Linked DNA regions of Mus musculus: region 1 is linked to region 2. The links are chromatin loops, found by intact Hi-C in ENCODE. Cell type or tissue: left cerebral cortex. All regions are shown on one strand. Each heading gives the region's core, and the rest is flanking DNA. Links, peaks and the distances in the headings are about the cores only. Region 1 has its middle 180 kb from the start of Gm22507. Region 2 overlaps Tph2 (tryptophan hydroxylase 2).

Region 1 (8,866 bases), core at 225-8,224, 2.0 Mb before region 2:
TTTTAAAAAAGTAAAAGGCAATAAAACACAAAGTCATAATTTCATGTTTAGAAAGTATTGATTATTTTACTTTTAGATATTTATTTGTCTGTGTATGAGGATATGTGTACATTAGTGTAAAGTCAGAGTGCTGGAACCCCCTGGAGCCTAGATTATAAAGGGTTGTGAGCCTCTTGAGGAAGTGTTGGGAACAAAACTCAGGTTCTTTTCAAGAGTTTTCTGTGCTGTTATAACTGAGCCATCTCTTCAGTCCCACAGGATTTGTTTATTAATTAGACATTTCTAAAATACAGTAAACTAAAAATTTTGTTTTCTCAAACTTGTAGTTCTGGGGTGTGAACTGTAGAAATGTTTGTGTTGGTTATGTAAAATTATGAATCATATAACACAAATTTTACATTATAGAATACTCTTAAGCTTGAGAAATTGCCTCTTTGCGTATCCTTTCACTTGAAATATTATTTTAAAAAATATGTCATTTTTCTCATATGAGACATAATTTCTCCTATTTTACTGAGCCTATGCTAAGTCAGTCTGTCACAAGTATGTTTACTGGCTTTTCTTACTTATTATCAGAATGCCTATAATGTTGTCATTAATATCCTTCTTAAGTAACCTTTTACAAATGTTATAAAATATTTCATAAATAAATTTTACCCATTTTTTTCTTGTTTTGAATTTATTTTTTTTCTGTAAGCCGGGGAATCACTCCAGGGCCTTGCACAAAATAACTAGGTTCTACTACTAAGCCCTTATAAACAGTTTTAAATTCAACTGTCTATTCATCCCTTTACCATCTAGAATGCTAATCAAAATGCTGGATGAGGGTTGGATGGTGATTGCAACATCAACGTGTTTCTTCTCCTCAAAGTTTCTATTCTGATCAGGATGCTTCTTGCCTTTCAGATTTTGTATCAGCTTGTTGGTTTTGCAATCTGAAAGCTCTTGATCTTTAATGATCTGTAGCACATCTGTATGCATAATAATGCCTTCCAAACTCCTCAACAAAAGGAAATCATTAGGCACCTATCACAGAGTTCTTTTAATACATTTTCCATGCAACAATGCTTTCCCAAAATGCAACTCATTTTTGCATAAAAAATAAGATTGCAGAGTGTGGAGATAATCAGGTAGTTATGCTGAACTAATGAGCTTTTCTTTTTCTGACAATCTTCTGATGTGGTAATTGGGAATCTAGCCATTCCTTAGATCCAGGAATGATGAATTCTCTACCTTTGGTTAGCATGGCAGATTTCCTTCCGCTTGTAGTACTCTGGCCTGGCAAGTTCATTTAACAAAACAACACTGCATTCATTGATTACATTTTGTGAAATACCAGGTTGTCTACTTATTCATTTGCTTAAACCCATTTATTAAGGCTGAGCTGCTTTGCATATAATATAAATTGATTGTGTGCACTTGACACTTATTTTTTTTTACACGAATGGGCCTGAAAACGTGTCATTTTTCTTTCTTACTATGTAAAACAAAGTTTAAAACACTCTAACATATGATCAACAGCAAAGTGATGATGTCCTCCTAAGGGAGATGTGTAAACATTTTTCTAAGTGGAGCTATTGTTTAAGAATTCTGGGGGCTGGCCTGGTCGGCCATCGTTGGGAGGAGAGGCCCCTTGGCCTTACAAACTTTATATGCCCCAGTACCGGGGAATGCCAGGGCCAGGAGGTGGGAGTGGGTGGGTGGGGGAGCAGGGCAGGGGGAGGGTATAGGGAACTTTCGAGATAGCATTTGAAATGTAAATTGGGAAAATATCTAATTTTTAAAAAGGCAAACAAACAAACAAACAAACAAAAAACAATTCTGGAGGCTGGAGAGATGGCTCAGAAGTTAAGAGCACTGAATGCTCTTCCAGAAGTCCTGAGTTCAACTACTAGCAACTACATGGTGGCCCATAACCACCTGTAATATATACAGTTCCCACTTCTGGTATATCTAAAGGCAGCTACACTATACTGCTTAAAATTTTCCTTAATTCTATTGTCACAACTTTAGTCGTTCAATCTCTATTTATATTGTTCCTGGTTGAGTTTCAGAATTTGACTGTTGGTTCCATGATATAACTGCCATTAATACACTTTGAAATGCACATTCAACACAAAAATGGAGAGAAGCAGCGTAACGTTCATTTAGACCACTAGCATATATTTTTTTGACACTAAGTCAACATCCTTACTACTATGAAAAGAGATTTTAAAACAAGATCCTGTGCAGCAACAAGATATTGAAAAGGTGGGCTGTCTTGCACATTAGGCCTTTCTTTCTTTTTACAATTTATTTATGCTTATAAATTTTTTGCCTGCCTGTATTCTATGGATAATATGAGTTCAGTGTGTGGAGGCTCAATAAGTTTGTGGCATCTATTGGAACTGCACTAGAAGGTTTTTTAGCAGATCTGTGGGTGGTGGGAATCCAACCTAGGTCCTAGAAGGGCAGCCAGTGCTGTTATTCACTGTGTCAGCTCTGCAGCACCAGTTTTAGTCTGTTTTTCTTTGAGGTCCTAGCCTTATCTTGCACGGTTGTGGAAATTCAGCTATTAGTTCCCAATTTCTTTCATTGATGCCACTTGTATTGATGTGATAGCTCTGTCTTTTTGACCTGGAAGAATGGAAACCCTTTCCTGCTTCCTCTTAGTCAAGGTTCTCTAAAGTCACAGAACTTATGGAATGGCTCTCTATATGGAGAGGGTTTATCTGATGACTTACAGTCTGTATAGTCCAACTAACCCAACAATGGTCAGCTGTGAAGGGGAAGTCCCAGAATCTAGTAGTTGCTCAGTCCCACAAAGTTTGTTGTTTCTGCTGGTCTTCTGTAGAAGTAAGTTCCAACAGATGTGCTGGCAAGTAAGTGAAAGCAGGCTAAGAAGAGTAAGTTTTCCAATGTTCTCATGTAGGCCTCCAGCAAAAGGTGTGGTCCAGATTAAAGGTGTGTACCACCATGCCTGGATCTGGGACTTTCTTTGTCCTTGGCTGACCATGAACACGGAGATCTCCTTGCCTCAGTCTCCTGGGATTAGAGGTGTGTAGTACCTTGCCTAGGCTTAAATTTTTCATGGCCACTATGCCTCAAGATCTCCATGCCAAGATCCGGGTCAGAAACTTGTGTCTTCCAGCTTCAATATCAGGATCAAAGGTAATTCCTCCAATTCTGGATAGTAGTTCATTCCAGATATAGTCAAGTTGAACTAGGAATAGCCATTACCGTGGCCAAAATATAAGCAGATGGATGGTTTCTCTGTAAAGGAAAGAATGAGTCACATCTCCAAATTCCTGAGTAGATGTTTCAACATGTTGCAATATTAAGTTTAAATGTTTATGAACCTACATAAACCATATTTGAAAGAATGCTGTTCCCCCTTTTCTTCTTATCTTCACATTCTTGCTGTCTTGAGTGGAGCACAAAGTGTATTTTTTAAAGTACTGAAATAAGTAGGAATATAGGTAAATAATAAACAGTGGAAGAATACATCTGACAGGCAAGGACAAAGCATAACAGTAAAAAATGAAAAGGAAAATATTAATAAGATTAGATTACAATTCAAACATGTGTTCTCAGGGGAAGCAAGCAAACTAGCAATGGTTGCACCACCCTGAGTTAGGACAGAAACACTGAATCTTATCAGTCCATCTGTCAGCCACTTAGGAAGCCTTTGCCTTTCAACAGGGACTAGCAAGGATATTGGTGGACACAGGATGTTCTCTTGTAGTGTGATGTTTAATGGGCTGTATGGCTCAGTGTTGAACATGTGCCAAGGCTGACATGGACTTGGCAGACACTTTCTGGAACTCCTGTTGCTGAGGAGATGTTTTTCCTAGGTGAAAACAAATGGGGACCAAAATTCTTCCCAGCTTGCTGAGATAAAAGGTTCCTGGGAATTGCCGGGTGTTAGATTGCTGTCCTAAACCCTTTCATTATCTACTGTTGTTCAGAGTCCTGTTTTTGTTCCAATTGGCTTCCTGCCCCCTAACTAGCTGGGCTCTGCTGGGTTAACCATGATAGGCAGGTGGTATAGAGAGGGCCTCTGGTTAATTTGAGAGATGCTCAGGGATTGTTAGGATTACCTCTACCACAAGAGGGTGGTATGAATCTTTAGATGGCATAGGTGAGGTTTTTGTCCCTACTCCACCTCCTGGTCTTTATCTTCTGAGTCTTTTGCTCTTCCTTCCAGGAAACTCTTCCAACTGTCATTCTGCTTTCTTATCTTGCGGTGAAATCTAACAGACTCAAAAACATAAAATAAAATAAAATAAAATAAAATAAAATAAAAACAAATTAATATAATCATGAGAGAATGAAGCATTTAACAGAGTAAACGTCTCTGTTGATGCATTGGTGAACTCTTATTCTAGATCCCTTTAATGTTTCAGGACTTACAATGGGATATTTTGTTGCGTTGAGATTTCTGTGGTGTAGAAGGAACCAGAATTGGATAAAAGTGAAAATGTTCACTAAGATCACGCCACTAAACATTACAGAAATGCCGTCTTCATAGAAGTGTTTCACTGGGAAGGTTTCTGCCGAATCAGCAATAGAATAAAGCAGGCTGGGGGAGGCAAAGCCCCGTTCTTTTGGAATTTATACATTAGTGAAGACCATACATGTAGAAAGTTGTCATGTGGTGGGGAATCGAGGAAACAATAGAAATGAGATGAATGAAATATGCAGACATTCACTGGGGGAAAAAAAAAAAGCAGTGTAACAGAACAAGAAAACAGTTGCTAACTTCAGCTGACACCTCCAAGCTAACCTAGAGGCTACGCCTGCCAGAAACCAGGTAGACTGCAGACACATTCTATTCTCTGAGTTCTCCCAGAATCATTTCTTTAGCGTCATCCCTAGTTTTGCAACAGAGCACACTTAGAAATCTCTCCTGCCCCCTTGTTCTGTCTCTCGTGGATTCTACAGATCTCCCCCTTCTAATGTCTCTCCCCCAACCCTCAAATCCAGTAGGATCCCCCTGTTAACCCAAAGGCCATGCCTGTCAGAAAATCAGATAGGCTGCTGCCTGCAGACACCCCTCTGCTCTGTATTCTCCCAGATTCAATTCCCCAGTCTTATCCTCAGCTTGTAGAAAAACACTTGTGGCTGCCTTCCTTACCATGCCTGATCCCTACTTCCATCTCCTGTGGATCCCAAGAATCATCCTTGTCTAACTTCCCTGCCCCCATGTGTTGCTATGTGTTTTTAATTCTAGTTATGAGTGGTGAGAGACAGGTTCACTGCCTAGCCATTCTGTCTACTTGCTGGTAGTATCTTTGGGTAGGTCTTGTGGAATAACCATTGAGGTTGACAACTGGTCTCTATATACACATGCATAACTTACATATGCTACAAGTGTGTATGTACACACACACACACACACACACCTCCAAATGCACACATATTAAAGTGCACACATATTTGTCCTGATATACAGGCATAATTTGTCATAGAATACTCGAAATGAACTATTATAGACTAAAATATGAAAACTAACATATAAATAGGTTTCCATTAATTTTTTAAAAATAAAAACAAACTAAAAAAAAAACTCATTGATAAGCTCCTATTCAAGGTTCAAGTTACCCTGATTACCTTGAGAATTGTGTCTAGATGCTTCTTTCTAAGTGATCAGCATTTAAGAGAAGGGATTTTATTGATTATCCTATAAGAATGAAAGAGAGCAGCATGCATTTATTGCCCAGTCAAAATGTCTGCACACTTCACCATATTTGACTACAGAGTTGCTCATAGTTGAAGTCCTCCTTGCCTAAGTTTTACTCTTCTCAATATTATTTCCCTACTTGGGGCACACTATAACCCTCTTCTATTTTCTCAGAACTACTCAGATCCCTGAAAATGTTGCTGGGTCACAACTTCATAGAGGACAGTCAAGATTGAGACTTCCTCCTGTGGTCCAAGCTCAGCTGGGAGGCAAAGATTAAGCCCAAGAATTCCTCACATACATAGCTTTGGGGCATTTCCATTAAAATTCCCCAGAACCACAGTGCATGATACTCACCTGATAGGACAGACATAATGACTTCTCAAACAATTATTTTTAAATAATTTCTATCCTAATTCTTTTTAATCAAGAGTAGTATTCTGCAATCACCAATGTAAATCAACCTTGAGGCTAGGAATGTTTATGTCCTTTTATGCTGGAATATCATTACACTGTACCATGTGTGTTTTGTGCTTTATAACATAATCCTTATTTTCAGCATTTAAATTTGGCTCAACACTTAAATTCAAGGTTTTGGAATTCTACCAAAAAGCAATTTTCTCTATCCACCAATATTCAATTAATGAAAACTCAAAGGGTTTTACTTTTCAGACATGTAGGATTTATTCTTTATGTTTTTTTCTTTTACTTTTTAATATATTTTAAGTTTAAGACAGCCAAAATGAAATAATATGAGAAGAGGTGCATCTTAGAAATGGTTTTAAATGTGCCTTTTGATTTGGAAAATAATCTATAAGCCCATGTAAAGAAACTACCATTTAAGTACCTCTGTTTTAGTCTTCTGATTGCTAACTATGATTTAGGCACATAATAGTCTTAAAAACTCTGGAGGTATCATACTGTTTCACAATTATGTTCTGTTAAATAATGCTTAGGCAGATTACAAGTACTTAGCTAAGTTAATATGAGCAACCATTTACAATCTGTTATATTTTGCTTATGGTAATTTTTAAGAGATTATGTTGGATGCACAAATAAGCTAGCTGAACCTGCTAAATAAAAGTGTGTGCACTTAATCCTCTTTCTCCCTGCATTTAAATTAAACCAAACCAATTCTTCTTTGCACAACATGTTCTTAACAGTCTAAATGAGCACTTCCATCCTTGAGGACAGAACCAAACACAAATTACAGTGTATAGACATACACTGCTTTGGATATATATATATATGTATATATATATATATACCATTATATATGTGTATATATATTCCATAATGTATATGTGTATATATTTTCCCATATATATATGTATGTATGTATATGTATATATATATATATATAATCACTTATTTATATGGCTGAAAAAGAATCATAATTTTAATTTTCTTAGTTTCTAGTTGCCAACTACGTATTAGTGCTAATTCTGTAATATTTGTTCAAGTAGCTGAAAATTTACTCGAGTCTCAATGACAAGACCTATCTTTGACAGTTGGAATTTGAGTACTAAGTCTGGGCTAATGGTCTTGTGTTTCTCCATTAGGCTAATTGTTCCGATATAGCATTTATATGTTGCATGAAAACCATGGGGTCATCTTCCAGCACAACCTTGCACAGCTTTGAGTTTTCACACGGCATTTCCATCGTACATTACAAGGCAGGGTGAGTACAAAAGGTGCTGAATGGCTAGCTCGTGCGTGTTCTGAGGTAGACAACACTGGACAAAAATGTCTTCTGTATTCAATAGTCCTTTAGGGCTGAAAACCCTGTATCCTGTTCATTAGTCTCTGCAACATAATCCTACAGAGATTTTTTTTTTTTTACTTTTTTTTTTCTCTCAAAATCATGTCATCTCGTCTGTGATTTCCTCCCTACCAGCTGTCTGCTATTTCTGTTTACTCTGAGTAAGCACCTCTTCTTGTACACCCGACAGGCCGACTTTCTTGGGTCTAGTCTTTATTTCTTTGGGAAAAGATTGGCTTCACGTGAGAACAGGCAAGACAAACATGAGTGTAATACCAACTGATGCATTTGCTCCAAGATTTTGATTACTTCAATGGCGTTTTTGATACTTGAAGACAATAATAGCAAGGCACTTTTCAATAAATCCTGCCCCAACTCTCAACAAAGTAAGTAACATTGTTTTACCTTTCTCAAAGCTGAACCAAGGGTTATTATTCCCACAGTATGTAAGCCCCCATTGCTTCTTATTTTTCCATGTAAATAGGACAGCTACTGTTTTAACTACTTAGCAACATTTCATTTTCATGTGGCAAAACTACCTTGACTTCAACTTTATGGGCATGCCAATTGTCCCCAGTCTTAATCCCTAAATTTTGGGACGTTGGTTGTGGACATAGTTTTAGAAACATTTGCGACCCTGACACAGGTGATATTTATAACATTTCAACTTCACACTAAACTCACAACTACAGTGAAATGCTTGCATGTTGATTTTAGTGTAACTCAACATTGCTCATTATTTTGTCTAATAAAGTATGCCTTTACTCTATCTAGTCTGATATCCCTTAAGTAACATTTTATCAGTGTCAGCTGTTAAAATCTACTGTTACTTGGGGTTCAAAATGGTCGCCTCAAACTAGCTCATGAGGGCACAAACAAATTGCAGCGGATGAGTTCCCATTAGTGATCTACTTTAGGTCCCTCACTTGAATGTTCATATCACGACACACGTAAAATTTTTCTACAACTCAGTTTGAGTGAAATCAAATTAAATCAGTTTTATGTTGGCTTTCTCCATTCATGAGAAAATAATATCTTAGACTGCATTAATTAATATATCACATTTATATCTTAACAGTGGAATCAATAGTTGTAAACAAGTATGGCAGAGCCATCAACTCAGGCTTGATAGTAAATTAGTATACATTCCTTTACTGATGTTAAAGTCTCTCATTGTTACCGTAGCACTGTAGCAATGCACGTTGGCAGGGACTCACCTATGATTTATTTATTATTCCTTATCATTTTTTCATTTTGTTTTTCTCTTGAGATTTTTCCTAGCATTGCTTAGCTCTTTGAGTGTTATAATGGTGTTCCCTCATTTTTTTAGGGCATATTTTTTTAATATGGAGTCTGTTCATAAATCTAGCACCGCGTCGTCGAGCCTGATGATGAGCTATGGAGGTAAAATTGTACAGTGACATGTCTGAGCACTATAGGTC
Region 2 (8,866 bases), core at 631-8,630:
AGCGTCAACCACACAGACTCAGGGAGCAGGTGCTGCAACAAGCTCATCTGAGCACTGCTGCAAGCTCCTTTAGTACACTCCACTCATGCCCCCATTGGTCCCAAGAAAGCATCTCTCCTAAACAGCAGTTCCTGATCGGCATTGTCTGCACTAGCAATCCCTGGTCTCTTGGGCAGTCCTCAATTAGGTCCTCCTGTAGGAGATGCTTTTGTGGCTGTGGAGACCCCTAGCTTTTACATAGAGACACCCCCACAGTTCCTGCTATAATACTTTAAAACTTGTTTGGAGAGGCTGCCCTGTGTTACAGGATGCTTAGCATCATTCTAGGTAAAGCCCTCCACCTCAGGGGATTTGGGGCAGATCCATAAAGTGGCTATGCTGCTCGGATTTATCAACTTGACACAAATCTAAACTTATCTCGGAAGGGAGACTTTTAATTGAAAAAAAAAATGCCTCCATAAGGTCAGCCTTTTCTTGATGGTTTCTGATGGTTAACTGTGGGTGGTGTCACAGACCATTGGGGGTGGTGTCACTCCTAGGCTGGTGGTCCTGGTTGCTGGGAGAAAGACTGAGCAAACCAGATGGAGTGAGTCAATAAGCAAGCTTTCTCTATGCCTGCTGTGCCAGCTCCAAATTCCAGGTGCCTGCCAGTGAGTTCCTGATCTGCCTGCCTTAGATGATAACACCAAGCTGCGGGATGAAACGAATCCTCTCCTTCCCTCCTTGCCTTCAGTCTTGATGTTTTATTGCAGCAATAGAACCCCTAGCTAAGACAGCGGCTTGTTTATTAAAACTTTATTATAAGGAATTTGCAAATAAAAAAAATTACAAAATTAACCAGGTCCAAAGTCTGTCACCTCAGTGAGCCTCTATAGAGTTGCCACAACAGTGGAACTTCACACTGGATTTTGCAGTCCCGTTATTGGCTATATTTCTATGCCCAGCTCACCATGATGTTCTAAAGGCTGCAAAAGAGCATGCTTTCCTGCCATAAACCACACAACTGCACTCTGATGCCCCTGGAAATATAAATGAATCTGGCTTCCGGATTTTTATGCTTGCTCTTCCCTCTGGTGGAACACTCTTCTCTATAGGTATTCATATAGTGGTCATCTTCTTTCTTTCCTGTGATTTTTTTTAATTAGAAATCAATTCTTCTCTCATAAAACACGTCCCAACCACCCTCCCTCCATTCCCCCTAGCTCCCCCCCCTACCTCCTCTCTCCCCCCAGAATCACCGCCTCTCTGTTTCCTCTTCAGAAAAGAGATGACAGCTCATCATGACAAAGCAAGGTACAATAAGACAAGGCCAAGGCCTTCTAATCGAAGCTAGATTATATAACTCAATAGGAAGAAAAGAGTCCCATGAGCAGGCAAAAGAGTCAGAGATACACTGGCTCCCACCATTAGGAGTCTCACAAGAACACCAAGCCAACAGCCATAACACACAGGCCCTGTGCTTGCCATTCCGGCCTCTGTAAGCCCATGTGAGCCCTGATTAGTTGATTCAGTGTGCCATGTTTTCCTAGTATCTCTACCCCCAACCCCTCTGACTTCCATTTTTCCTTCCCTTCTGGCCTTCTGCAGGATCTTCCCTGATCTCCAAGGGTCGACCTCAATTTTAGACACACTCTCCGCATAATGTCTGACTGTGGGCCTCTGCAACCACTCCCATCTGCTGCTGGAGGAAGCCTCTCTGAAGTTTCCCTTCTCAGTTCAGAGTTGGTTCATGAAAACGATTGCAGCTTAAATGTCAACCTAGTCATAGAGGGCTTCCCTGACCATGAGAGCAGCCATGCTCTCTGCTTAGTATCTGTCTGACATGTTACGTGAAGAACATCTTCCACCCAACATCATCCTGTCCATTGACTGTTATTGCTGCATCACTCAGTAGTATGAGCCATGATTGGACCAGGGGTTTGCCTTCTTCTTCAATGCAAAAATCTTAGCATTTAGACTAGAGTCTAGCATCAAATAATTGCTAGAGATATCTGTCGAGTAGGTGAATGAGTCTGTGAATGGAAGCCACTGTCGGGAGGGAGACAGTCACCGAGCTTAGAGAAGCAGATGCCAGAGTATAACTCAGGTCCTTTGATGCCTTCATTTTCTCTTACTTCAGCGTAGACACACAAACCTAACTTGGTATTCATTTGCCCATCCATTCAGGATTTATCAGCCGGTGCTCGCAAGCTCTTACAGTGTTTCAGGAATTACTATAAATCGACCAGGGATGGTATCGCATCTCTAGGAATATTTTGTTCATTAACACTGATCTTTATCCTCAGCACCATGAGAGGTGAGGAGGGGCCATAGGTGGGATGTCAAGATGTTAGAAGAAGTCTGTCTCACCGAGATCTCATGAGAATAACTAAAAATAAGAGTTGCTAACATGTGGAGAAGTTACAAGAAAAGCCTCAAGTCTGTCATCCGAACAACTGTGCCCAGTCCTGCTCACAGGGAAGCAAAATACTCAATATTCACAGAGAAGCCTGGAAGACACACGGCAACAAGGCCCCTCTATGTCACAAAATGAAATTCTTACACTTAGGAAGGTGGGTGATATATCCAGGACTCATCCAAACAGTGACATTTACAAGATCCAGAGCTCAGTGTCTTACAAAGCCCAACATCAGCATCTGCCATGTTTAAGGTTTCTAAATAAAAACTTAGTAGGTGTGTGATTTCCCTTTACAGCCAAATGATGGGGAAATGAAAGTCTGGAACAAGACAGCTGGAAGCTCATGGCGTCTGGAAGTTCATGGCATCTCCTTAGAGTGCCTTTGGTTCGCCTCCCTGACTAATCTTGCATTTTTAGCTCACCACATAATATCCTTGGAGGCTTCATGTCGAATACAGAAAACTCTGTGGGCAAATGTGTTGTCATACTTAAAGGTATCTAAAACACACATACGGTGCCAACTACAGGAGGGTGTAGGTCAACTATCAATTGCAGTTGAAATTTCCCCTACACTGCATCATTGCATACATAATGCACAGCCACAGTTACCACCTGAATCAAAGCAGGCTGACAGAGCTTCCGAGAAAACTCTACCACATCAGCCACAGCATCTTCCCCTGGATTTGGCTTTCTGTCTGATTTTATAGCAAGGATTAAAAGGCCTGCATTGGTTTAACCAAAGACTCAAATGTTGAGATGATGGATTATACAGTGTATCCTTAGCTAATACACTTCTAGCAGCAGAATGGCCTCCAAGGGAAGAAGAGCCTTGTGGATCTTCTATCCCCTGACTCTAGAGCTCTCTGGCCCCTCTCCACATCTGGGAGTTCCTCCAAAAGCTCTGCCCTTACAGGGCTCCATCTGGTCCTTGTCTGCCTACCTTCCCCTCTGGCTTCCTGCATGCATCATAAAGAAAACCCTGGTTTCAGCTTCTGCAGCCTGCTTTCCTCATAGAACCAGACCTTTTGCTCTGACACGGCTTTCCATTGTCAGCTCTGTGTGTGGCTGACAGATTATAAGTAATGAAGAATCATATCTAAAACTGAAGTGTTGGCAAATTTGGGATTAGGGACTTACTAGAGATGCTTTTTTTGTTTTCAATAGTAGTGAAGACCTCCGTCAGATCACTGACTTAAGGGAGGGACCGACCACACATGTCTACCGCCTGGCTTCCTATGCAAAGCCAGCTTAGAGTTGAACTGATTGACACCCCCCCCCCAAAATGTCTTAGAGTTCAATGACAGCTAACTGCTTCTGGAAATTTTAAGATATAATTTCTTTTTCTCACAGAACTCTCCAGATGTGGATCTATAATATATTCCCTTGAGATTTTTCCAGACAAATATCCTACCTATTATCACAAAATAAATATGCAAGAGGTAAAGAAAAAAAATAAAAACACTGAGCCTTGTAAAAACACCTGCAAAAGAGAATTGCTGATTCTTGGCCGCTAATGTCTTTGAAACAGAAACAAATAATAATAATAAAACCAACACCTCCCAAATTGAAGGCTACCTTTCATCAGCACTGACGATCATGAATTCTAAATCTTTTACGCACTAGTGATATATAATTATTTGTAAATATTTTATTTGAATATAATTACATATAATCATTAGCTTAAAACCAAAACAGGAATGATAGATGGGGCCTCTTCCGCAGAAGAAAGCAGAGTAATTTACATTCACAGTCATTAAGCGGAAAAAGACAGCCTGAGTGTCGACAATCTGAACTCTGAAGGGCTGTGGAACACACCTAGGGAGGGCTCAGGGAAAAACAGATAGGGTGCACAATGCTGCCATCTTCAGATCACTGAGGGTAATACACCACTCTCAAGACATACCAGCCTGATAGATAGCAATCAAAGTTTGAAAGAACCAAGTCTGCAAAATGGATGGAACATGAGAATATCATCCTGAGTGAGGGGACTCAGTCACAAAGGAACAAACACGGTATGTACACACTGATAAGCAGATGTTAGCCCAAAAGTTCGGAATACCCAAGGTTCAATTCACAGACCCTATGAAGAAGGAAGAAGGATGATCAAAATGTGGATGCTTCAGTGCTTTTCAGAAGGGGGAACAAAATACTCACAGGAGGAAATATAGAGACAAAGTGTGGAGCAGAAACTGAAGGAAAAGCCATCCAGAGACTGCCCCACCTGGGGATCCATCCCATATACAGCCATCAAACCCGTACGCTATTGTGGATGCTGGGAAGTGCTTGCTGATAGAAGCCTGATATGGCTGTCTCCTGAGAGGCTCTGCCAGAGCCTGACAAATACAGAAGAGGAAGCTCACAGCCAACCATCGGACTGAGCTCGGGGGTCCCCGATGGAGGAGATGGAGAAGGGACTGAAGGAGCTGAGGGGGTTTGCAGCCCCATGTGGGGAGCAACAGAGTCAACAGGCCAGGCACCCCGAAGCTTACTGGGGACTGGACCACCAACCAAAGAATACACATGGAGAGACTCATGGCACTGGCCACAGATGTGGCAGAGGATGGTCTTGTTGGACATCAATGGGAGGAGAGGTCCTCGGGCCTGAGGGTGTTCAATGCCCCAGTATAGGGGAATGCAAGATGGGAGGATGGGAGTGGGTGGGTGGGTGGGGGAGTACCCTCATAGAGGCAGGGAGAGAGGGGATGGAATAGGGGGTTTCTGAAGAGGGGACCTGGAAAGGGGAAAACACTTGAAATGTAAATAAAGAAAATATCCAGGAAAAAAAAAAAAGGAAGAGTCAAGTCCACCAATGTGAAATCATGCCAACATAATACAGAATGGTTTCATGTGATGATAGGAAAAGGTCTCTCTGTGGGGCCCAAGTGAGGGTGCTCCAATCCCACTTGGGAAGGAGAAGAAAACAATCACAGGAGTCAGAGGGAGAGACCTGGGTGGGAGAGGGGAGGTGAAAGGGAAAGGGAAAACATGATCAGGTATGGGGCGAGGGGTACAGAGAGACAGGACAGAAGCCCTGAGGGCCAGCAGAATGGAAATATGCAACCTCGAGGGGGGGGGGGCCTCTAAAATGCACCAGAGACCTGGGAGATGAGAAACTCTCAGGACTCAAATGGAGAGATCTTAGATGAAATGCCCAATAGTGAGGAGAGAGACCCCCAGTAGAAAGTCAGGGCATCAAGTGGAGGGATGGGGTTGCCACCCCACAGTCAAAAACTCTGCCCCAGAATTGTTCTTGTCTAAAAGAACTACAGGGACAAAAATGGAGAAGAGACTGAGGGAAAGACGGTCCAGTGACCTACCCAAATCAGGATCCATCTCATGGGAAGGCTCCAAGGCCTGACACTATTACTGATGCTATGGTGTGCTTACAGACAGAAGCCTAGCATGTCTGCCCTCTGAGAGGCCCAACAATCAGCTCGCTGAGACAGACACAGATGCTTAACACCCAACCATTAGACTGAAGTTGGGGTCCCCAGGGGTTGAATTAGGGAAAGGCTGGAAGAAGCTGAAGAGGAGGGCAACCCCATAGGAAGACCAGGAGTCTCAACCAAACTGAACCCCTGAAATCTCTCTCGGATACTGAGCCACCAACCAGACAGCATACACCAGCCGATATGAGGCCCCAGACACATATACAGCAGAGGATGCCTGGTCTGACCTCAGTGGGAAAAGATGCACCCAACCCTGGAGAGACTCGAGGCCCCAGGGAGTGGGGAGGCCTTGGGGGAGCGGGGAGCATTCTCTTTGAGACATGGGTACTGTTACCTTTCAAAAAAACAAAAAAACAAAAAACAAAAAAAAAAGAAAAAAGAAAAACAACTACAAAAAAAAACCCTTTCTTTCATAGTAGTAGAGTATATTTTTGCTTAATAATCATACACATTCTCTCACATCTAGAATTCTATTATCCACTTACCCAGGCAAGAGGAAGTTCACGACAGAAAGCTGGAACGAGCCTGACTGAAACTGTGATCTAAGTTCCGTGCGCTAAGTTCTGTGTCCCTTGCTTATAGGAGACTCCTTCACTCACTTATTCCAGTCCTCGGTGTCTTACCTTCTACACAGCTCTAAGCAAGCTTAGTTACAGGGCTCCTAAACCCGTCCAACATAAGAGAACAAGAAGAACACACAAGAAGAAGAGCCAGAAATGCCAAAAGCACAGAAGCACGGTATTCAGCAATTGAATAGCAAGGTGCTTCCAAACGCAGGGTTATCACTAGACAGTAGAACTTACCTCAAGCTTCAAAGCATTGACTGGCAGCCTAGCCAGGCTTAACAAAGCATTCTTACACAAGTTTGTTTTCCTACCTGCCACTGAAGCAGACTTTATTGAAGTTATTGACTGCATGGTTTGTGTCAGAAAACTGGGACCCGAAATTCTGGAACTATTAAATCATGAAACGAACTTGAGTTTCCAACCTCAGATCCAGCAGCGCCTTTTCTTATTAGTGATGGAGCTTCCACGTGCAGAGTTATTGTGACCTACCATGATGGCGAGACAGAGCCTAGTGTTGTGGATGGCTCTGTGCTGCTTGCATTTTATGTTAATTCTGCTCTCCCGGGAGAGGTTGTCTGGAATGAGGAATGAGTCACATGATATGGTGGCTTCCTGTAAATTAATCCCCTAATGAATAAAGGAGCCAGTCGCTGGGTGAGTAGGCGGGACTTCTGGGTTGGACAGAGGAAGAGAGGAAGCAGAAGAGAGTTAGAGAGAAAGGTACGGTGGCAAAGTGTGGGTTTGCCAGATGTGCACCACAAAGGTCATGGGGGATTTGATGCACAGGGCTGGCATGGTAATGACCTGCAGTAAGAACTTAGTGAGCTGGGTGGAGAGATTGTGCAATTCTGAGTCAGTCTCCACGAGATAAAAATAGGTCAGCCATTGCCTGCCAATGCATGGCCAGTCAGGCTGCCAGGGCAGAGAGTTAGAGGCATAACCATGGGAATGGGCCAGTTCTGTTTTTTAATATTTCTTGCAACAGCCTAGTGCTGAAATAGTTCCACAAGCATAAGGGGCTATTATCCCTAACTCCTTGAGAGCCATTATAAGCCCATCCTCTGCAATCCACTGTGGATTCTGTCTCCACCACCACCACCATTTTTTTTCTTTATGATCTAACAGATCAAGGCTTGGTGCCTAAAGAAGATGGGTGCTCCAGGATGGGACAGGAAGAACATCCAACAAGTATCTGCCCCTTGGTTGTCCCTGTCGTAGCCAAAGGATAAGGCTCAGAAAGAAGGACTGCTTCTGAAAGATGGTCCAATACCAGCAATCTGTCATCTGATCAGTATAGAGACACACAAAGGGGCTCACTACCCCTTTCAGAGTATTTGCTGAATTGTTTCTGCTTTCTTCAGGAGATTGCTTTGCAAGGTTGTTGAGAAGGAGACACCCAAGTCCCCCTCCCATACACCTTTACGCTCCCACCACCACCCTTATCCCACCCCCTACCCCAGCACCCACCCCTGGCTAGTTTGAATTTTAGCATCATCAAGACTTCAGTTCTCAAACAGGGCATGCTTTCCTGCCTTTAGCCAAAATTCCTTAAGCTTGACTAAATCGCAATTGATAATGGGCTGGCAGTAAGAAGGATGGCTGGTAGTGGAGCAGAACACTTTAGAATAGAAATATTAGCACAGTAAAAATAAATATTAGAAACAAAGGTGAGACTAATGGTTGTGTTATTTAAACCACACAGGTCTCCCTACCCTGGTAACACCATATCACCTCCTCCCTGACACACACACACACACACACGCACACACGCACACGCACACACACACACACACACACACACACATTTCTGTTGTCATTTCTTTAAACCCTTCGGACTCTTAATTACTCCTAAGAGTCGTACACAAAGCAATGGCTGCCCAGGGCTGCCATCTTCTCAGCAAAGGTTCCTGAGGAGGGAAATTCCCTGCAGGAGTCTGGTTTGTTGAAAGAAAGGAATTTTGCATGGTTTGTTGGTTTGCTCCGAGTCTGTTGGTTTAGCTCTATAAAATGAAAGTGTGGAAGTAATAGACGCAGTATCAGACTTGGTCCAGTATTCTGACTCCCAAGTAAAACTCTCTAAGTAAAATCTGCTAGATCTCTAAATAAAACACACCAGCCAGTCACAATTTAGACCAAACTTGTAATTTGGGGAGGTGGCGTGGGGATGTGGCTCAGATACAGAGCATTTGCCTAATATGCACAAGTGCATGGGTTCGATTCCAGCATCAAACCTAAAAGTGCGTGTGTGTATGGGGAGTGTGGGGTATATGTGTATGTGTGTGTGTTAAATTCTACTATACTGCTCTTCAGTTAAAATTTGGGGGAAGAGATTTCTCTGTTCTCGAGGATGGAATAATATGGATCAGGAAAGAAAACTAACAATAATGATTTTAAACCATCCTGGATGTGATTTCCTCCCCCCACCACCAAGCTTCTCACTCTAGTTTAAATTT

What was found. A loop is a pair of places that touch in the nucleus more often than their neighbours do. Peaks named below come from ENCODE experiments on the same cell type or tissue, not always from the same donor. Only the 100,000 strongest peaks of a DNase experiment are listed, where the experiment ranks them.
Region 1: a loop joins it to region 2, with 3 times the contacts of the local background. A loop is called at or near these places in 2 of 42 quality-filtered maps.

Annotation. Positions count from the first base shown.
Region 1 is chr10:113,102,230-113,111,095 of GRCm38, forward strand. No RefSeq gene overlaps it. Among named protein-coding and RNA genes, the nearest start is that of Gm22507, 180 kb to the left of the region's middle. In left cerebral cortex, for the core only: a CTCF peak has its summit at 4,083 (motif pointing right); DNase peaks (open chromatin) are centred at 4,079 and 7,623.
Region 2 is chr10:115,093,097-115,101,962 of GRCm38, forward strand. All of the region lies in intron 8 of Tph2 (tryptophan hydroxylase 2), which reads right to left. Among named protein-coding and RNA genes, the nearest start is that of Tph2, 87 kb to the right of the region's middle. In left cerebral cortex, for the core only: a CTCF peak has its summit at 4,257 (motif pointing left); DNase peaks (open chromatin) are centred at 2,365, 2,730 and 4,248.